Linked DNA regions of Mus musculus: region 2 is linked to region 1. The links are chromatin loops, found by intact Hi-C in ENCODE. Cell type or tissue: heart. All regions are shown on one strand. Each heading gives the region's core, and the rest is flanking DNA. Links, peaks and the distances in the headings are about the cores only.

Region 1 (12,538 bases), core at 2,802-10,801:
TGTGTATCCCTGGTTGCTTTATATCTAACTATCCCTATGGCTATCGTTAATGCTCTCTATTACAAACAACTGTGCACTGTGTTTATTTGGAAGTACAGACAATATCTGTACTGTAGGGAAAAGACAAGGGATAGTTTATAAAATATTTCATAGAATTTTTACAAAGGCTTAAAGTATTTAATCCACCTGATTCCCAAGCACTCAATGATGTAAACATAGCCCTTAAGTTATATCTATATTCTGTTTTAAACATTTGTGACAGATATTTGTGTAAAAGCTTATTTTCAAACCATTTGCTTTTTTCAGCAAATGATTCCCATCACACACACACACACACACACACACACACACACACACACACACACATTGCTGTCTGAGTCAGGGTATGAAAGAGTACATAAATGTTAATCTATATTTTAGCTTAGGTTATAATGAGTTACTATGGGAAATCCAAGGGAGGTAAAAAGTACGTTTGGTTGTTATATTGTTCTCTTTTTAAAATTATTTCATTTACTTACATTTCAAACGTCACCCCCTCCCAGAGCTCTTCAACTTATCCCTCCTCACATTGCCCTCTGAAAGGGGCACTTCTTCCCCATCATGCTCTTTCCTGGCTACATCTAGTCTCTATAGGATTAGGTTCACCCTCTCTACCTGAGGCCAGACAAGGCAGTGTCCTCTGCTATATATGTGCTAGGCCCCTCAGACCAGGCTGTGTTTGTTCTTTGGTTGGTGGCTTAGTCTCTGGGAGTTCCCAGAGGTATGGGTAGGTTGACACTGTTGGTCTTCCTCTGGGGTAGCCATCCTCTTCAGCTCCTTCAATCCTTCCCCTAATTCTTCCATAGGGGTCTCCAAACTCCGTACAAACGTTGGCTGTAAGTATCTGCATCTGTCTCAGCCAGCTGCTGGTAGAACATCTCAGAGGACAGTCTTGCTAGGCTCCTGTCTGCAAGAACAACATAGCATCAGAAATAGTGTTAGAGTTTGGTGCCTGTTAAAGTCAGGTTAAGTGAACATACTGAATATACAACAGAATGTCAGCTAAGACTTAGGTGATCTTAAGGTATACTATGAACTAGACTGTGAAATCCAGGAAAATTTCAATTTTCTTCTAATGTAAGAGAACTTTCATATAATTGGTTGCCACACCTCTTTATGTGCCAGTCATCCTTGTCTCTGCCTTTGTCTCAAGGAATCCATTGTGTTATATATGTCCTTTTTTCTATTTTAATTGGCTGTTTATAAAAACACTTCCAGCATGTGTGTTCCTTGCCATTTTAACTAAAAACCTTCCTCATTATAGTATTTATTTTTCATGGATCAAATTAAAATATTCTCTAGGGTTTTTTTCATCCATCCACTCTTTATTAGAAGATTTATATATAATCAAATTCAAAGTATAGAGATGATCTACTATAAAGTGGTCAGTAAGAAAACCATTTTTTTTCTTATTGAGTGATAGGTCATTTGCAAATCTCTCAATGTGTACTCACATTGTGAGTCAAGAGGGCCTACATTTGGCTTATTAGTCAAGTGTTTACAGATGTCTTTGTCTCAGACAGCCCAGCTTACATTGTGTGTTGGCATGGTTATTAATAGTGCTGATTTCATTCTCTGAAGGTCCCTAGTCTGTATTGCCAAGTACATCATCACTCTACATAGATTATGAGAAATGATTTAAGTGAATCATATATACGTAACAACCTTATCATGCTTTCCTAGATTCATGATATAATTTTAATGTGATTGAACTTGAATGGGTAAAGGTAATTACCCAACTTTTAGCCACAATTCATTTTACTAAGCCTTTTTTTCCTGTTCAAAAAATGCCCGAATAGGTCAATATGGCTCCTATGGTGTTCAAAGCAGATTGCTTTGTTGCAACTAGCATTCAAGTATGTTATATATGCTGAGTAATAAATTATGTATTTTAATTATAAAAGTGTTAGATGGACCCCTTTGGTCCAGAGTTTTCAGTTATAGTAACTGAAATATAGTTGACCCAACTATAAAACAGGCACTTCCTGTCTGTATAAGGACCAAGTAGCTTACCTGCTGTCCTGCACAGAGAGCATAGCAATTGCTGGCATACACTAAGCCTTTGCCTCATTTTCTATTAATATAATGAAGATTTTGTTCCTCACAAAGCTTACTACCATGACACATAATAATGTTTGGAACTTTTTTATTTGATTTTCTAAATTTACATTTCAAATGTTATCCTCTTTCCCAACTTTCCCCCCTCCCAGAATCTTCCTACCCCATCTCTCCCCCTGCTTTTATGAGGGTGTTCCTCCACCCACCCACTCACTCACTTCTGCCTCCCAACTCTGGCATTCCTCAACAAGGTCATCCTGTGCTACATATGTGGCTGGAGCCATGGGTCTCTCCATGTGTACTCTCTGGTTGGTTGTTTAGTCCCTGGGAGCTCTGGGGCGAGGTCTGGTTGGTTGATATTGTTCTTCCTATGGAGTTGCAAACCCCTTCAGTTCTTTCAGTCCTTTCTCTAACTGCTCCATTGGCCACCCTATGCTCAGTCCAATGGTTGGCTAAGAGCATCTGCATCTGTCTTTGTCAAGCTCTGACAGAGCCTCTTAGGACACAGGCTCCTGACAGCAAGCAATTCTTGGCATCCACAATAGTGCCTGGGTTTGGTGTCTGTATATGGAATGGATCCCCAGGTGGGGCAGGCTCTGGATGGCCTTTCCTTCAGTCTCTACTCCACACTTTGTCTCTGTATTTCCTCCCTTGAGTATTTTGTTCCTCCTTCTAAGAAAGACTGAAGCATCCATACTTTGATCTTCCTTCTTCTTGAGCTTCATGTGGTCTGTGAATTGTATCTTGGGTATTCCGAGCTTTTGGGAACTTTTAAATTATAGTCAGTATAAATAATGTCTCTGAAAACATGTAACTAAGGAGTCAGCAGAATTAAGATCAATGCCCGTTGTTTTTCGCTTATTATTAACTTTATCTTTGAAAGAGTTACTTAATTTTCCTAATCTTCAGTTTTATTAGAAATAATAGTGTCAATTGCTTGATTTGAGAGCAAGATGAAATAAATGTAAATAACACAAATCAAATCTATAACATAATCCTTTTATATAGTCCAGATGTTATTTTTAAGGGAAAAAATAACAGAAATAAGAACATATATTAAATTTCTTGTACAGTACTTTTAAGAAAGATTTTAGATTCATAAAAAACTGAAGAGAATGGATGAAGTTTTCCATCCACCTCCTCCTACATAGGCCATATCATCACTGTCCTTAAGCAGAGTTGAATCTTTCTTGTGATTTTGATGAATTCACACTGACACACTTAGATGTCATAGGTCTATACATTAATATTCAAATTGTACATTCATTGGAATTGACAAGTGTATAATAACACACAACCCTAGTACAGTGTCATTCAGAAAGAGCTTCTATTTCAGCCTAGTCTCCCTCCATTAACCCTTAAAAACTTTTATTTTTTCATACTTTTGCCTTTTCTAGAATGCACTAACATTGAATCCATATAGTATGCAGATTTTTGCAGTAGATTTACTATTTGATTTTCCTCGATGTCTTTCTGTAGCACTGAATAGCATTCTAATTTCTAACTGTGCAAGATTGTATTGATCAGTGAAGGATAGATAAATTAATTCCAAATTTTGGTAAATACCTTTTTTGTCTACATCTCCTTGCAGACTTCTGGGTAGACGTGTCATTTTAACTTTAAGCTGGGCTATAAGTAAGAATACATGTGGCCTATAAACAACCAAGGATCGTCCTCTCTCATTGGATCAGGAGTGGGTAAAGGGTCCCAGTGCGCTGAATCTTTGTAGACATTTGGTATTTTCATGTACTGTATATATCAGTCATTTTAACAGTTATGCAGTCATAATTCACTCCTGTTACTTGCGTTTTTCTGATGGTAAATGGTGTGAAGTCTCGTCCACATGCTTCTCTGACATCTATAACCACCTCAGGTGATGAATGTTAATTTCCTTGGTTCGTTTTGAATTTTTTTAATTCAATTGTTTTAACCGATGTATATAATAATGAAAGTTCTACATATGAGTGGATATTGTGCAATAGCTCAATACATATATGCATTATAGAGGATTTAAATCAAGCTAAGTATGTTTATTTTAATCATTGTTTTTTTCATAGGTTGTATAAGTATTTAAATCAGAAACATTTTCCCTGAAAAGTCAAAAATAAAATAGAGAGGAGATCATTGTGAATGAAACCAGAGGAATTAAATCAAGAAACTAGTCACTAAAATAAAAAAGAGTTCATTTGAGCAAGAGAGATGACAAATCCTAACATCAGATATTTGAGCAATTTACCTTATTGCAAACAGTATCATTAATATCCAAATAAAATAATAAAAATAATAAAGTTGACCGCATTTATATATTAAGATCAGTCTCATAACTTATGATTTTCGATATACTGTCTCTTATGAACATGGTGCATTAACATGATTTTCTGAGAAATATTATGTTGGAGTAGTAATATTATAAGCACAATTAATTTATTTTCTCATTTAATCTTGGTAACAACCGTATAAAGACTCTGGAACGTACCCTAATTTAATCAAAGATGAATGTATTAGAATGTATATGAATGTTCAACTTGTCCAGGTAACAGAGCACTGTTTGTGTAAACCTGTGCTGAGATCCAACGTGACATGAGCAATGGTGAGGGGATCTTCCAAGTGATAAGAGCATTCTCAATGAAGAAACACACGTCACAGTTGCAGACTGGGTACTTGAGATATAGTTAGTACAAGTGTGGAACTGAAAATTAAAATTTCATTAAATATTAATAATTTAAATTTCTGGTGACCACATGCCTAGCAATGACCATACATACTGGTCAACAAATCTTGAGATAGTTTACACTGGAAAATCTTGTGGAATACTCAGGACCATTGAGTAAAGATTTTTGTAGAGATAAGAAGCTGCAGTATCACTAGTTGCACTACTTTTAATAAAAACCTGTAGATGAAAAAAAAAAACATATATGCTTATATTCATTGATCATAGTATGGTCAATTGTAAGCTCAGTTATGTTTTGCAATTAGCAGTGTAAAAGTAAGATGCTTTCTTCAAGTTGCAGACAATTTCCTTTGTTTGTTTTGGTTTTTTGTGAGTCCAGCTGCATAGGACACACAGGGCACAACTCTGGGAAGTTATAGAAGAGTTGAAAGGTTGGTGAGCAGGATTCTTCATTCTAACGCATTCTAAAGAATGTGGCATTATGAAGCTGAAGGGTAATATCAGCTAACTTCCGTCTCCATTTGGGCTAGCAGAGTCTACTGAGAAAGTACAGTGGCAATGGTATGTAATAGAATTCTCTCAAGAGCACATAAGATGAATCTTTCCCTGCCTGATCTATCTTGCCCTTTCCTACTAAACACTACAGTATGAGTGCTTTATGAGGGAAGACTTGAAAAGCAAACATTGCTTTACACACCGAGAATATGAAAATTGTAAATTAAAAAAAAATCTATGATGATCCCAGGGTGATCCTCCAATATTTCAGTCTGTAGAATCTGAGATAGGAGGATCCAGCCCATTGCACATAGGAAACACCTACTTCCTATAGAAAAGAAAAGAAAACAAGAATCAAAGTTCCCTTCTGAAGATTTCAAGTTAATTATCACTATCCCAAACAGAATAAATAAGATCAACTTTTTGTGTGCTTTGTTTTCAAATCCTTTACTCTTAAGTGAGTAAAGGTATCTTTTAAAAGCAAGCAATTGAAGTCCTTTAATAACCCCACTTTATTCATTATTTATTTCTCAGAATATGTTGAGAAGTTCAGACTTTGGTGTGATAGTGGCTATGGAAGGGAGTTTGAGTGACTGCACATGTGTCAGAGCCATGCATACATTTCTCAGGAGAGTACTAAGCAGTATGACCTCAGAGACTCACTTCTGAAAGGAGTGGTTGACTCAAGCCCCACCTAGACAGAGCTCAGTTCCTAAAAATAGGTGCTAGGTTGCATCCTTTGGACACAGGGCTAAAATAAATTCAGCAGCCCTGCCTGCTTGCCTCATAGACTCTTCGGTGGAGCTGGTCTCCACTCTGCTGGTTGCTTTCAGGGGACTGGGAAATTTGCTGTGTGTCAAACAGGGAGGAGCCTTTCAAGTGAAGAGTTGCAAATCCATAGAGCATTTCTACGGAGCTAGGGTCAATTCTGGTACAAAGGTATGTGTAATAGAGTCCCGTGTGTGCCAAGGTTATAAAATGTTCGACTCTTACTGAAAGAGCAGTGAAGACTGAAAGTCAAATGTCATTATATAAAAGAAAATTGATCAAGTTGGATTTGTTCTTAGAATTGTGCTTAGCACTGTTGGATATGAAATTTAGAACCTCATGTGTTAATCTCTCTCCAATAAATTATTTTAATGTTTAATCTTAAAGAATAATGAGCTTAATAACCAGTCACAACTTAAAAGTTATCCTACAATTTACAGCCAGAAGGGAAACTGAAAAATGCTTTGTCTCTCATGTGCGCAGAGAGAAAAATATACAGATTAAGAAATGCGAATGATATTTCATGAAGCTTGATGAGGAAAAAGGGGAGCCTGAAACGTTTTCAAATGTTTCAGCACACTCTGAGAAATGCAGGAAAGTTATTGCTTCTCAGTCATAGTTTGATTTTTGTAGATCTTGCTCTAGCTGCGGGCTTATGTCCTCTGGGAGTCTTACTGAAGTTAAGGATTAAAGAATCAGGTTCTTCCATGTTTTTCAGAATTAAGGAAAGCACTTCCAGTTGGATCTGCCAGCCCTAATTACGGTAACTGCAAACTCAGAGTATACTGAGATAGTGCTTTGAGGGTATCATGCCCTATATACACTTTCAAATGTATTTTTTTTTTCTGTCTTCAATTGCCCATGAACATGTTAATTTGGTCCTGTTGTGCTGTGTTTGGATGCTAAGAGACTGAAGTGATTTGGGAGTGACAGTCTAAGAGATTCTCCTAAGACATGGTGGGAAAGCAAGGACTCTCTAAGGTTGCATAATGCTGGGTTTAAATTTAGCCAGCTGGTGTTGAACTGAAAGATATTTTATTTTTACCAGAGCTCAATTTGGTCACTGACGGAGCTGTTGGTTGTTTGACACATTTTAAAATTTTGTGTTAAGGTGTCAAAAGACAAGTTAAATATTTACTTCAACTGTATTCAGAGTTATGGATTATTTTTTAATGAAAGGATACCTGTTGATAGTTTTAGACAATATAAAAGGGAATGGAAAATGTTGGGGCAGAAATCAGAAATTCTGCATTGTATGTTTAAATATCTCTCTGCTTCTTCGCTTGATATTTGAGTATTTTCCCTTCTTGGTATCCACGCATCAGCTAAGAACTAGATCCGTTTTTAAATATCACTCAGAGCTTCGCATGGCTGCAATGTGGCAAACTGCCCGCTGCCTGGAGGGAAGACACAGTCTGGCTTTTAGTTGGAACGGGGTTTCTTTCATCCAGGAGTGGGCGGGCGTCTTTTAGGTGTAGCTTCCTCAAGTTTCTGAAAAACGAAAGTCGACATTCTCTAATGATCACGGGAGCCATAGCTTCAGAAAAGGTCCCCGAAAAAATGTCAGCACAGGTGCCTGCTGTCTCCTGTGATTACAGAGAACAGGAAAGCTGCCTTCATGCAGGTCTGCTTTTTCAGAGAAAGTCCAACTTCAGAGATAATTCGCTGCTATTTACAAAAGTTCTGTCCCTGCTGTTTATTCCATTCCAGATTTCCAACTCTTACTTTGGATTTGCCAAATTTGAAAAAAATTAAAAACTTCGATGTAGCAACTTTGTTTTTTACCTAGTTGAAAACTGTTAAGCTCAATGGAAGAATTTCAAGTTTGAGTTTGTTGTTCTCCTCCCTCCCACTTGGGTGCTCTCTCTCTCTCTCTCTCTCCCTCTCTCTCTCTCTCTCTCTCTCTCTCTCTCTCTCTCTCTCTCTCTCTCTCTCTCACACACACACACACACACACACACACACACACACACAGACTCATCAGTTTATGTATTAAAGGAGTCCACTGATAAGGTCTGTTTGATAGCAGGGAGTCTATAATTTACAAGGCAGGGTTGACAATAAGAAAATGGCAATATAGTTCTAAGACTTTTTGATTAACAATCTGTGTGAGATAGGGTTTAATATAATTACCATGTCCTTTTTTTATTTGCATCTCATCCAGACTTTTGAAAATATCCAAGTTACCCTTTGAAACTTAATTAAGTTGTAATTTGCTTTTTTTTTTCTCATTTCCTTAAAAGAAATTGGTTCATTCAACTGATGCACTCATCCTGTGCTGAGTGTTGACAAGCTTCACCCTTTTCAGATCCAAGGCAGCCTTGTCTAGAACACTGATCTATTCCACGTGAATACATGTCCATATATGGTTGCATTGGGTGTTTCCATTTCCATTTCCTGATACTACTTACAGAACATACATTGCAACCTTTCCAATTACAGACAGTTCTTCTATTTCCCTAACTCCACTGAGCAGCCCACAGACTCGATCCAATTCTGGCACTACTGCTTCACTTTAGCAAGTTCGCCAGAATATACAGACTGGATCAGAGTAATCTGCCTAGGATAGCAGCTGGAATTGAGAGCCCAGCCTTCTGGCCCTTTCTCCTAACAAAACTAGACCTTCCTCCCGTCTGATAATTAATGAAAATGCCTCAAAACACTCTGCTTACCATCATAGTTATGTTGTGAAGGATACAATTACTCTAATATAGAGATGTCCATGGCAAAGCACTGGGGGAAAGGTGGGGTCATAGTTCCTTACCCAGGCCACTCCTGAAAGTAAGGGATCTCTGGAGCAAACAGGTTTATTGAAATGGGAATAGTGTTAGTCTGAGAAGGCCCATGCTCAGGGACAAATTCTATATCCACCAGCTTCAAGGGTAGGTAGAAAGTCTGTGGAAGCTAAAGACTTTCAAGCAAAATATGGAAAAAGGGAATTTATGTGTATTTCTACTCAGCCTACACTGGTATTAGTTATTGGAGGAAGTTTTGAGATAGGACAGGCCACAAAAAGAAGTATCTATTTATTCTGAAAGGCTGGAGTACTAAATAGCTAGAATGGGCTTCTAAAAGGTAACCACTTGGGATTTGGAATCAGGCTATTATTATTATTATTATTATTATTATTATTATTATTATATTAAAATATAAAACTATATATTAGCATGATTATTGAAATTTAACATAAACATTAAATATGTTATGCTTTCAATAAATCATATATTAAATATATATGGGGATATGGAATATATTTCATTGATAGATAACAGATAGAGATAGAGAGAGATGGATAGATAGATAGATAGATAGACAGACTCACTTTTGTTTCTTTTCATACTGTGTTTCTTTTTTTTTTTTTTTTTTTTCCATTTTTTATTAGGTATTTAGCTCATTTACATTTCCAATGCTATACCAAAAGTCCCCCTTACCCACCCACCCCCACTCCCCTACCCACCCACTCCCCCCCTTTGGCCCTGGCGTTCCCCTGTACCGGGGCACACAAAGTCTGCGTGTCCAATGGGCCTCTCTTTCCAGTGATGGCCGACTAGGCCATCTTTTGATACATATGCAGCTAGAGTCAAGAGCTCAGGGGTACTGGTTAGTTCATAATGTTGTTCCACCTATAGGGTTGCAGATCCCTTTAGCTCCTTGGATACTTTCTCTAGCTCCTCCATTGGGAGCCCTGTGATCCATCCATTAGCTGACTGTGAGCATCCACTTCTGTGTTTGCTAGGCCCCGGCATAGTCTCACAAGAGACAGCTACATCTGGGTCCTTTCGATAAAATCTTGCTAGTATATGCAATGGTGTCAGCGTTTGGATGCTGATTATGGGGTGGATCCCTGGATATGGCAGTCTCTACATGGTCCATCCTTTCATCTCAGCTCCAAACTTTGTTTCTGTAACTCCTTCCATGGGTGTTTTGTTCCCACTTCTAAGGAGGGGCATAGTGTCCACACTTCAGTCTTCATTTTTCTTGAGTTTCATGTGTTTAGGAAATTGTATCTTATATTGTGGGTATCCTAGGTTTTGGGCTAGTATCCACTTATCAGTGAGTACATATTGTGTGAGTTCCTTTGTGATTGTGTTACCTCACTCAGGATGATGCTCTCCAGGTCCATCCATTTGGCTAGGAATTTCATAAATTCATTCTTTTTAATAGCTGAGTAGTACTCCATTGTGTAGATGTACCACATTTTCTGTATCCATTCCTCTGTTGAGGGGCATCTGGGTTCTTTCCAGTTTCTGGCTATTATAAATAAGGCTGCTATGAACATAGTGGAGCATGTGTCCTTCTTACCAGTTGGGGCTTCTTCTGGATATATGCCCAGGAGAGGTATTGCTGGATCCTCCGGTAGTACTATGTCCAATTTTCTGAGGAACCGCCAGACTGATTTCCAGAGTGGTTGTACAAGCCTGCAATCCCACCAACAATGGAGGAGTGTTCCTCTTTCTCCACATCCTCGCCAGCATCTGCTGTCACCTGAATTTTTGATCTTAGCCATTCTCACTGGTGTGAGGTGGAATCTCAGGGTTGTTTTGATTTGCATTTCCCTGATGATTAAGGATGTTGAACATTTTTTCAGGTGCTTCTCTGCCATTCGGTATTCCTCAGGTGAGAATTCTTTGTTCAGTTCTGAGCCCCATTTTTTAAGGGGGTTATTTGATTTTCTGAGGTCCACCTTCTTGAGTTCTTTATATATGTTGGATATTAGTCCCCTATCTGATTTAGGATAGGTAAAGATCCTTTCCCAGTCTGTTGGTGGTCTTTTTGTCTTATAGACAGTGTCTTTTGCCTTGCAGAAACTTTGGAGTTTCATTAGGTCCCATTTGTCAATTCTCGATCTTACAGCACAAGCCATTGCTGTTCTGTTCAGGAATTTTTCCCCTGTGCCCATATCTTCAAGGCTTTTCCCCACTTTCTCCTCTATAAGTTTCAGTGTCTCTGGTTTTATGTGAAGTTCCTTGATCCACTTAGATTTGACCTTAGTACAAGGAGATAAGTATGGATCGATTCGCATTCTTCTACATGATAACAACCAGTTGTGCCAGCACCAATTGTTGAAAATGCTGTCTTTCTTCCACTGGATGGTTTTGGCTCCCTTGTCGAAGATCAAGTGACCATAGGTGTGTGGGTTCATTTCTGGGTCTTCAATTCTATTCCATTGGTCCACTTGTCTGTCTCTATACCAGTACCATGCAGTTTTTATCACAATTGCTCTGTAGTAAAGCTTTAGGTCAGGCATGGTGATTCCACCAGAGGTTCTTTTATCCTTGAGAAGAGTTTTTGCTATCCTCGGTTTTTTGTTATTCCAGATGAATTTGCAAATTGCTCCTTCTAATTCGTTGAAGAATTGAGTTGGAATTTTAATGGGGATTGCATTGAATCTGTAGATTGCTTTTGGCAAGATAGCCATTTTTACAATGTTGGTCCTGCCAATCCATGAGCATGGGAGATCTTTCCATCTTCTGAGATCTTCTTTAATTTCTTTCTTCAGGGACTTGAAGTTTTTATCATACAGATCTTTCACTTCCTTCGTTAGAGTCACGCTGAGATATTTTATATTATTTGTGGCTATTGAGAAGGGTGTTGTTCATACTGTGTTTCATGTCTCTGCTAAAATTAAAACAAATTATCTAAAAGGGAACATGATCACACATGCTGTAAACACTCAAAAAGTAGCAGTTACCTTATGCTTGGGTTTTACCCAGTGTTTGTGTGTCTTCTCTGTAAGATGAGATCTGCTCCCTCACCATGGCTGGTTTGTCTTTGCAAACATGCCATTTCTCATTGCTCTTTTTGGCAAGCTCTCAAGTCCATCTTTTCCTTTCATGTTTTTCTAATTAGACAAAATATTTCTGCATTGCCTGGATGTGTCTGATTGCTGAAAAGTATATAATTTCCAGAGTGCTTCAGGTATGCATATCATAGAAAATAAGCACAACATGAAAATTTACTGTGGGGACCTTTTACTCTTTTGGGAAGATCCAATGATATCTTTCCCCATGTTGGAATACATTGTCATAGATGGTCTTACATGGTAATTACTAGATTTAATAATTATGTCACAAGTTCAGTATGTTTTAAGACATGGATTAATATTATAGCTTCCAACCACATGTTTGGTGTTTGTCAGAGTTCAGTAATTATACAGCAGGGGACTGCCAGGTTTGGGGTTAATCAGAGAAGATGTACCTAACCCGCAAGATTCTAACTGTGTTGAACTTAGTCCCAGGTAGACTTCATATTTTCAAGTACCTAGGGTTTGACTGGACAGACTCATGATTGAAGAACTTAATGCATTATAACTTCAACAGCAGCAGATTTGGGTTTTGCTTCTTTTAAGTCAACACCGACATAAGAATTCATATTTATGCTAACTACCCAGATAATTAAAAGCATATGAACAACCAACTACATCATTAAATGTGTCAGGAAAGCAATGAAAAATGTTTTTGTAAAGTGAAAGCTCCCCTAATGTTTGTGTTCGGTATTTTTTTGAAG
Region 2 (12,538 bases), core at 1,776-9,775, 60 kb after region 1:
CCAATTGACATTAGAACACTAAAGGATGGTCTCTTGTTATTTCTCTAGAGATAGAAAGCTCTGTCACTGGTCAAGAGTCACCCTTTATTCCCCTGAGATTTCCCACCAGCTGTCTTGGGTGCCTCTTATCTTTCCATTCTGTTTGATGCTTCCATTAGGTAAAGGTAAAGCCTGACTATGCTAGGCATCTTGTCCCATGGAATTCTGAATCTCTGAACTTGCAGGAAGCAATGTGGATCATCTCCTTTCCTCCTAGAAGAAATAGTTTTTTCTTCTTTCTCATTGTTCTGTTCCTCGGTATCTTCAACACACCTGGCAAGTAGGAGTTTAAGAAGAATTAATGTATTGATGGGAATTTGCTATTTTATTCTCTCTTTCTTTATGCTCTGGTTCATTCATCATGTGAACATGTCTTTAATGGAAATTATGTGACAAGCATTTACCTCATGTCACTTGAAGTATACAAGTCCTTAACTAGGGATCGGAAACTATTCTCTTTAGGAAAAAAAAAAAAAAAACACATCCAGTGGTCTGCTTCATCTTAATAAAATGTCACATAACATTTAAAATATAAGCCCCAGATTTTCCACTATACTTTGTTGATTTCTGAGGCAACAGTTTTAAATTCTCTTTCCTGGAAAACTATAATAGAATTAGACTGTCCTACATATCTCTAAATCAATGAATACTTGTTGCTTAGTTTATCAGATGTATAACCTGGCATGCCAAATACCCCTGTGGGAAGCCATAAAAGTTACACCCTATATGTATAATGTAAGTACAAAAGATACAGTCAAAAGCAAGCTGCCATGAATTAATTTTATTCCTCACAAGGTTACAAATTGATACTTCAAAACTATTACCTCACTGTAAATATATCCTTTAATTCTTAACTTTTTCGTTACTTAACAAAAGTAATATACCTAAGCTCACTCAATTGTTCTTATTTTTAGCAAATATTTTTTTTAAAAAAAATCAAATCTCAAAAGTAGCATTAATCACTTAGGCATAAATAAAAATGTGAGAGTCCAATTTTACATAACTCCAAACACATGCATTCTTAGAAAGCCAGCTGAGCACATCCCCATTTTCTATATATTTTCACAAATTCCTATAATTCTCTTTATTTATGGCCTAAATCTTTAAATCACAGTTTTCCAAACTTTTATTTTTTAAATAATATTCCCCCTTTATTGAAAATAATTCATTTCAAACAGTATCTTCTGATCACAGTTTTCCCTCCCCCTACTCCTCCTAGTTCTTCTTCAACCTCGATTCCCATCTAGATTTACTGCCTTCTGTCTCCTATGAGAGAAGAACAGCCTTGCAAGAGATAACTACAAAACACAACAAAATAAAATATAATGAGAGAAAACAAAAAACAAGCATTTAATAATTGGATAAGGCAAACAAACAAAAGAAAAAGAACACAAGAGAAGGCACAAGAATCAGAAACCCACTTGTTCACACACTCACAAGTGCTATAAAAAATAGAAAAAAACAGAAAACAACAATATATAACGTAATATATGTCCAGTGAACCTGGTACAGACATGTCTAAGCCCTTGCTGCCTCAGTCTCTGTGACTTTATATGATCTTTGCTCATTTGATTTAGAGCGACTTACAAACTTGCTATCCTCAATGCCTAACCCCCACCACAGACCACACACACACACACACACACACACACACACACACAGCTATTACACTCTTCTCTTTCCTGGGGCTCCCTGAGCTCTGATGAGAGGAATTTGATGGAGACATACTATTTAGAGCTGTGTGTTCCAAGATGTCTCTGGCTCTTGGTGTAAAATCTGGCTGTGGGTCTCTGCATTTGTTCCCATCTGCTGCAGAAGGAAGCCTCTCTGATGTTGGTTGATTAAGACACTTATCTATGAGTCTAACAGAATAACATTAGGTGCCATTTTGTTACTATGTTTTAAAAGATAAGTTGTATTTGGTTTTACCCTAGGTCTCTGGGCTATCTAATCTCTGCTTCTTGGTCATATACACAATGTAGTATATGGGCAGCATCTCATGGAGTGAGCTGTAAGCCAAATCAGATGCTTGCTGGTCATTCCCAAAGCCTTTGCGTCACCATTGCCCTAGCCTATTTGTATGAAGGACAGCATTGTAGATCAAAGGGTTTGTAGCTGGGTTTGGTGTTTATTTTTCTATTTTGGTAATCTGCAGTGTACCTTACTGTATCAAAGACACTAGAACATAGAAGTGAAGGCTCTATGTAGGCACCAGCTCACCGTGTTGAATGAGTTGTGTGGAAGTTGTCTTCACCTATATGATCTTGCTGTCAGTTTATGGAGAACAAGGTATTGTCTTGGCAACGGCCTGAATTGTTTGTCAATTTCTATCAGAACCCTTTGGCCAACAGCTCAATTGTATGTAACTGAGTCCCAATACTGAAGTCTTTGTTTGTTGACAATAGATGACCAGCTGAGACTCTGTCTCCTCCATTATTTGAAGTCTTCATTAGGATTGCCTTTATATATTTAAGGAGGTTTACACTGAACGAGGTTTCCATACTACTCCTCAAATGTTCCTCAATTCTAGTTGTCTCTTTCCTTATTACCTCCCTAAACCCTAACTTCCCTCCTCTTTCACGCCTTCTCTTCCTAATCCCATATTTCCCCACAGACACATGCAATCCACCCATAAAATCTATTCTATTTTCCTCCCCCAGGGAGATCCATGTGTCTTCCCCTAGTTCCTCTATACCTAATCTCTTTGTGTCTATAAATTGTAGCATCTTTACCATTTACTTAGTGGCTAATACCCATATATAAACAAATACATATCATATTTATCTTTGTGAGTCTTAGAAAGCTATCTCAGTCAGACTGGGTTATCTCAACCAGAATAACTGTTTCTAAATCTGTCCAGTTGCCTGCAAATTTCAAAGTATACTTTTTTATCAACTAATACTCCATTGTGTAAATGTACCCCTTTTTCTTTATTCGCACTTCTGTTGTTGTTTCCAACTTCTAGCTATTATGAACAGCGCGACAATAAACATGGTTGTTTTAGTTAGGGTCCATTGCTGTGAAAAGACATCCCATCACCAAGGTAACTCTTACAAAAGACATTTAATTGGGGGTAGCTTACAGGTTCAGAGGGTCACTTCAGTACCATCATGGCAGGAAACATGGCAGTGTCTAGGCAGTCATGGTGCTGGAGGAGCTGAGAGTTCAACCTCTGATCAGAAGGCAGGCAGGATATAACTCTCTCCAATGTGGCTAGGAGAAAGGTCTCAAAGCCCATCCCAACAGTGACATACTTCCTCCAATAAGACCACACCTACTCCAACAAGGCTGTGGCACTCCCAGTTGTGTCTCATTGTACTGGATAATCAATGTGAAAATTGTAATAGTTCATGGACATACGATAACATGTATAATAAATAGCAAAATATATTTTCTTTATGAATTTGCAAAATTTTCATCTTTATTCACACGCTGAAAAAGATACTCACAAGAGGAAGTAGATAGGACAATGGCTTCTAAACATACTTGTACTTTTATCTCCAGAATTTTTTAATGAGTTAAATTATTTTACAATTCAGAATTAAGATCACAGATTAAATAAAGCTATCAGTCACCTGATTCTATGATAAGAAAATTCAGGTCCATTCCGATCAGTCTAGCATAAACACAAATGTCCTTAGAAGTTAAAGATGACATCAGAAATGTGATTGGGAGAAATAACCTTAGCTAGACAAAAGAGAAAGCCTTGACCAAAGGAAATTGGCAGCTTCTAGATGCTTCCAAAGACAAAGAAAGAAGGTCTCCCATAGGGCCTGTAGAAATGAGTTGATGCCTTTTTTACATCTGTCAACACCCAGTGAGACTTAATCAAAATTTCTGAACATAAGTGTAAAATAATTAGATAACACCATTTCATTGTAAATAACTATATTTACAGCATTGGGTTTTGGCAGCAGCTGGTACCATGATCCTGGTCCTGCTTTCCTCCTCCTCCTTTTGCTCCTCCTCCTCCTCCTCCTCCTCCTCCTCCTTCTCTCCATCTTCCTCCTCTTCTTCTTCCTCCTTCTCCTATTCCTCCACTTCTTCTTCATCCTCCTCTTCCTCTCCTCCTCCCCCTCCTCCTTTCTTCCTCCTCCTCTTCTAATTCTTCTTCTCCCCTCCCTCCTCTTTTCAGATTTATCTATTACTGAAATTACATTAATAAAAGAGTTCATTTTCAGGTGTTCCTTAAGAGTTGTCAGTCTGTTTATATGTCAAATTGCTCATCTTCAGGAGGCAATCCACAGCAGTCAAGAAATAATAAGAAGGAATGAACAAGAAGTTTCTAAAGGACATGGAACTGATGTCTTCAAAGCAGAAATGGTAATTACCTAAGAGCACAGTGATTTTCAAATGGCCTTCAGAACTGTGTAGAATTTCTGACTTTGCTATAAGCATATGCTTTAGTACATGTATTTAGTATAAATATACAGCAGTGTGTCTAACCCTGCTTTCCAGTTAGAAATATTTTTTTAAAATTAAACAAGCACCCTAAAAATATGCCTGCTGTTAGGGGCTGTTCACATATGTTCTGTTGTAACTTGAGTACACATTAAAGTAAACAATAGTAATAGTAGCTAGCATCCCTTGACGCATACCAAATTCTCAGAAGAAAAGCACTGTAAAATGCAGATTATATTCACTGCTCAAATCACCGAATTCTTCAAAACAATTATTCTTTTTAAATTGTCTTTAAACACAGATGTCACATCTTGAAAAGCACACTGAGGAAACAAAGCAAGCTTCACAGTTTCATCAATATGTTCAAGAAACAGGTAACAGCCTGGCACTGTTGGTCCAGCTCTATCTTTGTCCTTTGGGTTTGTCTGGGTTTGGAAGACTTTCAAAAACCAGTCCTCCCCACCAAGCAACTTTAGTAACTATGACTCATGTTCCCGAGGAGGGCTAGATAGCATTTCTGCATATAATTAGATTTTGTCTCTGGTAGTACATGTAATATTTTTTAAATAGCTCTTTGTCCATCAGGCCTATGATAAATTCACCTAAACTCCAAATAGTTGATAAGATAAGAGCTACGATTTTTTTTTTTACCTTGGGACCCAGAATAAAATTTATTGCTTATAAAGCACTCTGACAATAAAATTACCTACATTATATCAATATTAATAACAAATTGAGGAACTAATATATTTAATTCTCACCATACAAATAAGTGTTACGATTACATGGAAATTTCTAGATGTTTTCAGGAAATGAAGTGCAGCTCTCTACTTGTACAAGACTTGCTTCCCTGATAAGGTGAAAGGAAAGATTTAACCCTGCTGTGTCCAACTATCACTTGAGTCTTGCTGCTTACAACAGTATTCTACCTGTCAGGCTTGATGACTCATGCTAGTAACCCTGGCATTTAGGAAGTTCAAGCAAAAGGATTGCTGCAGGTTCAAGGCCAACCTGTGCTATACAGTAAGGTGTAGCCCAGCCTAGACTATACACAGAAATTTTCTCAAAATATTCAAAAGCAAACACACAAATAAGAAATGTAGGCCTCCATTACTTCTCTTGTTCTTTAAGATGTTTTGTTTTTACTGAGTGTAGAGTTGGAACACAGTTGCAGAAGTTTTGAAAATATCCCCATCCAGAAATAACCACTCCAAATATCTTTTAAGGTTTATTTTTATTTTTGTAGTGTGTGTGTGTGTGTGTGTGTGTGTGTGTGTGTGTAAGAGAGAGAGCAAAAGACACAGACATAGACAGAGACAAAAGAAAAGAGATAGAGATACTGAAACACAGATAGACAGAGACAGAGAAACAGTCACAGAGACAAAGGAAAAGGGACAGAAAGACAGAGACACAGAGAGACAGAAAGAGACTGAGTGACAGAGAGAGACATAGAGAAAAATAAACAGACTGAGAGACAGGGAACCCTAGGAGGCCAGAAGAGGGCATTGATCCACTACAGTTGAATTTCCAAGCTGTTGTGATCTGACAATATGAGTGTTGTGAAAATAAGCAGAGTTCCCCTGCAAGAGCAGCAAGCTATCCCAACTGCTATGCCATCTTTCCTGGCCCCTACTCCTACCTTTTTTTTTCTGTTTCTTCCTCTGTTTTTTCTGTATTTTTTGCTTCACTTCTACATTTCTAGCTGAAGTAATGTTTTGTGCATAAATCTGTCCTTTGAGTCTTATTCCTTAATTTACATTATAAGAAGTTTAATGCACAGCAGTTTCTCCTCAAATACCATTTTACTCACTATAGAATATCCCTGTTATCTACTTCTCTTTGTAGTCATTGATTCGCCAGAAGAAGAAGAGCTTCCTAAGGTTTCCACTAAGATTTTAAAAGAGCAATTTGAAAAGTCTGCCCAGGAAAACTTCCTCCGCTCTGATAAAGAAACATCACCCCCAGCCAAGTGTATGAAGGTAAGGTAACATACAGGAAAATATGAGGTGTTAGTGTCATACTTAAATGTACTAGAATTTTATGGCATTTTCTTCACAGAAAATTTTGAACTAGTTTTGATTCTGTTTCATAAAGAGAGTATTGATCTAAGAGGTAGAGTAAGATCTCTTCAACTACTGGCAAATATGAATAAAGAGAGTCATGTATGCTTTAAAGTCTCTACCATCAAATAAAGTAATTAAATTGATTTTAAATGCCAGGTGGTTACATGCTCTGTTTTAAATACCACAAAAACAAAACAAAAATAAAACTCCACAAAAGTATTTCAAGACTTTTTCTCTTTTCCTGAATATTTCTCTTCTTATCAAGTAAAGAAGAAATTTTAAGAATGTGTATAAATGTTAAGCCAGACATAGATACACCTTTAAGCTCAACACTTGTAGGAGGATCCCTGTGAGTTCCAGGCTTGTCAAAGCTACAAAGAGTGATTCTGTCTCAAAAAAGAAAAAAAAAGAATATGTATTAATGTTGAAATACTGGTTGATGGAAAAGCATTAAATTATTAAAAATTAGGATGATATTTATTAACACACAATGACTATTTTTCCAAGTAGGTTTAAACACAATGCATACCTGTTTTCCAATGAAGGCATCACAGCAGAAACCTGATGTGGACAGGTATAAGGTAGGGTTCAGGAAATCTCGATACTACAATCATCGTTTTAAGCTTTGATTTTCTCTCTTAAAGATTGAAAATGACATTGAAGAAACCTTAAAGCCATCATCGGCTGTGGGTACCTCTTCTTCTTATACTTCAACCAGGCAGAGGAAGGAAACTTCAACCTCAAGTTATAGTAATCACAGTCTGACTTCAACAACTCTGGCACAAGATAATGGCACTCCTTCAGGGAAGATGGAAGAGTTTCCTCCTCCCCCACCTGATGTTTGTCAGACACCAATGGATGTGACAGCATTTTCCCAGTCCCCTGAATTCCCCAGCCCTCCTAGAAGACTGCCAATGCCCAAAGATTTATACTCCAAGCAAAGAAATTTATATGAATTAAACCGTTTATATAGGCATATCCATCCAGAGTTAAGAAAAAACTTAGAAAAAGATTACATCAGTGAGGTTTCTGAAATTGTTTCTAGCCAGATAAACTCAGGGAACGCGTTATCAGCAGATGTACAAAAAGCTCGGTATGTTTTCGAAAATACAAATGACAGTTCTCAGAAAGATTTGAACTCAGAAAGAGAAAACCTGGAGTGGGATGAAATCCTCAAAGGAGAGGTGCAGTCGATTCGATGGATTTTTGAGAATCAGCCATTAGATTCTATCAACCATGGTTCTACAGATGAAGGGTACACTTCCAAAGGCATTGCTGACCAAGAACTAATTGCTGGAAGTGATGTGAAATATACAACTTGGATGTTTGAAACTCAGCCAATAGATGCACTGGGGATTCCTTCTGCTGGCACTGAAGGAAACACTGAGAAAATTCCTGAACTAGCTAGAGGAGATGTTTACACAGCAAGGTGGATGTTTGAAACAAGGCCTTTAGACTCCATGAACAAAATGCATGAATGTCAAGAAGAAACAGCATCTACTCTTACAAAGGATATAACTGGTGGAGATGTCAAGACTGTGAGATACATGTTTGAAACTCAACAACTAGATCAACTTGGACAGCTTCACTCAGTGGATGAATTGAACTTGTTACAACTCAGATCAGAACTCAAAGAAATTAAAGGAAATGTTAAGAGAAGCATAAAGTGTTTTGAAACTCAACCATTGTATGTCATTAGAGATGGTTCAGGCCAAATGCTAGAAATTAAAACTGTGCAGAGAGAAGACATTGAAAAGGGCGATGTAAGGACAGCACGTTGGATGTTTGAAACACAGCCTTTGGACACAATAAACAAAGACATCACAGAAATTAAGGTTGTTCGAGGAATATCCATGGAGGAAAATGTCAAAGGTGGGGTGAGTAGAGCAAAGTGGTTATTTGAAACTCAACCACTGGAGAAAATCAAAGAAGAGTCAGGCGAGGCTGTCCTGAAAACAGAAGCAGTCATAGGTACAGATGTTTCTAAAAAGTGTTGGATGTTTGAAACACAGCCATTAGACATTCTAAAAGACTCTCCTGATACGGACAGTGTATCACCTGAAGAGAGAATAGGAGGTGATGTAAAGACCACCAAACATCTATTTGAAACACTCCCAATAGAGGCTTTAAAAGACAGCCCGGATATCGGAAAGCTTCAAAAAATCACTGCCTCTGAAGAAGAAAAGGGGGATGTTAAGCACCAAAAATGGGTTTTTGAAACTCAACGCTTAGAAGATATTAGAGAAGATAAGAAAGAATACACCAGAACAGTGAGGCTAGAAGCAGTTGATAGAGGACATGTAAAGAACTACACTCATATCTTCGAATCCAATAATCTAATTAAGGTTGACGCATCACATCAAATTGAGGTAGAAGGAGTCACAAGAGGCACTGTGGAGTTGAATAAATCTCTCTTTGAGACAACCCCACTCTATGCCATTCAAGATCATCTTGGAAAATACCACCAAGTAAAGACAGTCCAGCAAGAAGAAATAGTAAGAGGTGATGTAAGAAGCTGTAGATGGCTTTTTGAAACAAGGCCTATTGACCAATTTGATGAAAGCCTTCATAAATTTCAGATAATTAGAGGAATATCTGCTCAAGAAATACAGGCAGGGAATGTGAAATCTGCTAGGTGGTTATTTGAGACCCAACCCCTTGATTCAATTAAATATTTTAGTAATGTGGAAGAAACAGACAGCAAAACTGAACAAAGTACTGATATTGTTAAAGGGGATGTCAAAACATGTAAATGGCTATTTGAGACCCAGCCAATGGAGTCTCTTTATGAAAAAGCTTCCTTGATGACCAACTCTGAAGATATTCATAAAGGTGATGTTAGAACCTGCATGTGGCTGTTTGAAACTCAGCCACTTGATGCCATAAAAGATGACTCTGAAGCAACAGTAAAACTGCAAACTGTGAAACAGGAGGAGATACAAGGTGGGGATGTTCAGACAGCATGTTTTCTTTTTGAGACAGAAAATCTGGACAACATACAGGGGGATGAAGGGAAAGAAAATAAGCCCTTGGAGATGGATATACAATCTGGGGATGTCTCTGGCATGAAGTTTAAGTTTGAAAATCAGTCCTTAGACTCTATAAATTGCAGTTCAGAGAATGTTCTAAGTAAGATCAAAACGCTAAAAGCCGAAGACATTCAGAAAGGCAATGTTCTAAAATGCAGGTGGCTATTTGAAAACCAACCTATTGATATGATAAAAGAAAGTCAAGAATGTGATGGATTGGTTAAAACAGTGACAGACGTACAAGGTGGAGATGTAAGAAAGGGATGCTTCATTTTTGAGACATTTTCTTTAGATGAGATTAAAGATGAATCCGATGGCATCAGCATGAGAGAAACAAATCTCGGGGAAATAATAAAAGGTGATGTGAAAAGCTACAAAATGCTTTTTGAAACACAACCACTCTATGCAATTCAAGACCATGAAGGGTTTTATCATGAAGTGACAACAGTTAAAAAAGAAGAAACAATACATGGAGATGTACGAGGAACAAGGTGGCTCTTTGAAACAAAACCATTAGACTCAATTCACGAATCAGAAGATGTATACGTTATTAAATCCGTCACCCAGGAAGACATTCAGAAGGGGGATGTGAGTTCTGTCAGATACAGGTTTGAAACTCAACCACTGGATATGATTTCAGACAAATCCCATAATATTGTGCCCACTGTTGACTATATTCAAGGAGGCAATGTGCAGATGAATAAACAATTATTTGAGTCTGAAGGTGGTAACAAGAAGAACTATGTAAGAACAGTAAGTGTCAATGAAATACAAAAGGGCAATGTTAAGACTTCTACTTGGCTCTTTGAAACTCACAGAATAGATGAGTTGGGAGAAGAGTCCAGATATGAAAATATCAAGACAGTCACCCAGGAAGACGTGCAGAAAGGTGATGTGAAGCAAGCAGTGTGGCTTTTTGAAAACCAGACTTTGGATTCTATTAATGAACTTGATGAAAATGATACCAAAATGACAAAGGAAGAAATTCCTCCGTCGGATGTCAAGACAACTACGTGGCTCTTTGAAACAACACCTATTCACGAATTTAACAAAACTAGAGTAGAGAAGGAAGAAATTATTGGTAAAAGTATTAAAGAAACCTTGGAAGACCTCTACTCTCAAAGAGTTGTTGAAGCTCCCGGAATTATCATTGAAGCTGATGAAGTTGGAGATGTCAGAATGGCCAAATACAAGCTCATGAACCAAACAACTCCTGAGATCCAGAAGGAAGAAGTTATCAGGGCTGATCTCGGAAACATCATGATGAACCTGCTTTCCCAAAGAGACTGCACAAAGAAAGAGATATTTGTCAGTGAAGAGGAGAAGGGAAACGTCAATTTTACTAAAACTCAATTATTAAACAGATCGATGGAATTTCATGCTGAAAAGGAAGAGATAGTGAGAGGGGATGTAAAACAAGCAATCCAAAAGCTGTTCTCAGAGGAAAGGCGTGCAAAGAAAGGCATATTAATTCAAGAAGATGAAAAGGGAGATATTAACATGACTATCTATTGTCTTCTTCATGAAAATGCTGGTGACAAGACTGAGAGAGAAGACATACTGGGAGGTGATGTGAGGCGCACCATTCATAATCTGTTATCTTCTGCATCAAATGGTAAGATATCCGAAAGGACAAAAATCGATGCTTCGGAGAGGGGAAATGTTCAGTTCTTCACAACATGCATCGAAACTGGAGCTTTGGATTACCTCAAGCAACTCCAAACAGGGTCAAATGAAAGCACACTCACAGCTAGCAAGCAGGAAGGAGAGGAAGAAATAATTGGTGGTGATGTTGAGGGAACAAAATTCTTACTGAAGAAAAGGCAGTCTTCCTTTGAACGTACTGTTAGTGAGACTGACATCATCCCAGGCGATGTGCGTCATACAGTTAAAGTCTTCATGACAGAGCCTCAGAGTTCATCTTATAAGACAGTGAAAGACGAGATTATAAAAGGTGATTTGAAATCAACCTTGAATTCTCTCAACCAGGCCATGAATCAGAAAACAGTGGCTAAAGCAGAAGAAATTGTGAAAGATGACAGGCTGGCCATACTCAAGTCACTTAAGGAGTCAGGGGACAGACAGAAAGAACCCAAACAATCTGGTGGCATGTCTAGAGATATCGGGCAAGCTATTGAGTGCCTCGAGAGGGCTACAAATACAAGGACTGAAATCTTGAAAAAAGAGCTGATATTAGATGATCTTAAAACATCACTAAGGTCTTTGAAAGAAGAACAGTGTGGTTTCAAAGAGGTTGATAAACAGGGAATAGTCAAAGATGTACTACCTGGGATGCTAGGATTTTCAGAAAGGCCAAAAATAGGGATCCATCCAGCAGCTGTCCAGAGAGACAAAAAAAGTCTTCTTCAACCAGTGCCAGGACCATTTGAACCAGCAATCAAGCAGCAAGCAGGACCAGGCACTCTTGATGAAACTACACAGAAACCCTGCCTTCGGTCTTTAATAGAAGAAAGAACTGAAGCTAATCTTCCCAAAGCCCCTAAGGGCACTGTAAAGATTGTCATTGATCGTGAACAAAACAATGATGCTCTTGAGAAAAGCCTTAGAAAAATGTCTAATTCAGAGCATAGAGCTATGAAAAATGTCTTAGACATGAGTGACAGAATGGGTATCTGGACTGAGAGCAAAGAATATCTGTGTAGTGATGACCATATGAGCAAACACTTAAGTGCCACCATGTCAATTAAGGAAAGTCTAAAATCCAAGGAATCAGAGAACATGAGAGAAGCAAAGGATGATGTCATTAGCTCCACCCAGTCTGTGGATAAAACATTTAGAAAGCAACAGACTCAAACCTGTGAGCTAGGCAATGATCAGAAGTCTCGGTTCCAGGATTCCTATGGGAAGAATCAAAAAAATATCCAAAACATTGAGATCACAAGGGACTTTCAGAAGCAAGCCTTGCTCAGTCAGGAAAAGCAGTATTCTAATAAAGAGATGAAGAAAAATGAGGCGAGCCTTCAACCTTTGCCTGTGGGTAAGGAG

The links. A loop is a pair of places that touch in the nucleus more often than their neighbours do. Peaks named below come from ENCODE experiments on the same cell type or tissue, not always from the same donor. Only the 100,000 strongest peaks of a DNase experiment are listed, where the experiment ranks them.
Region 2: it touches region 1 in a loop (2.7-fold over the local background); 2 of 42 quality-filtered maps call a loop at or near these places.

The regions. Positions count from the first base shown.
Region 1 is chr2:67,439,953-67,452,490 of GRCm38, forward strand. Xirp2 (xin actin-binding repeat containing 2) reads left to right here and starts at 6,050. Exons shown (of 9, transcript NM_001024618.2): 1 at 6,050-6,202. In heart, for the core only: a CTCF peak has its summit at 6,077; a DNase peak (open chromatin) is centred at 6,049.
Region 2 is chr2:67,500,762-67,513,299 of GRCm38, forward strand. It overlaps Xirp2 (xin actin-binding repeat containing 2), which reads left to right. Exons shown (of 9, transcript NM_001024618.2): 4 at 4,273-4,362; 5 at 4,742-4,814; 6 at 6,286-6,419; 7 at 7,148-12,538. All of the region lies in intron 1 of Gm13601 (a long non-coding RNA gene), which reads right to left. Among named protein-coding and RNA genes, the nearest start is that of Gm13601, 9.7 kb to the right of the region's middle. In heart, for the core only: no CTCF peak of the experiment used is centred there; no DNase peak of the experiment used is centred there.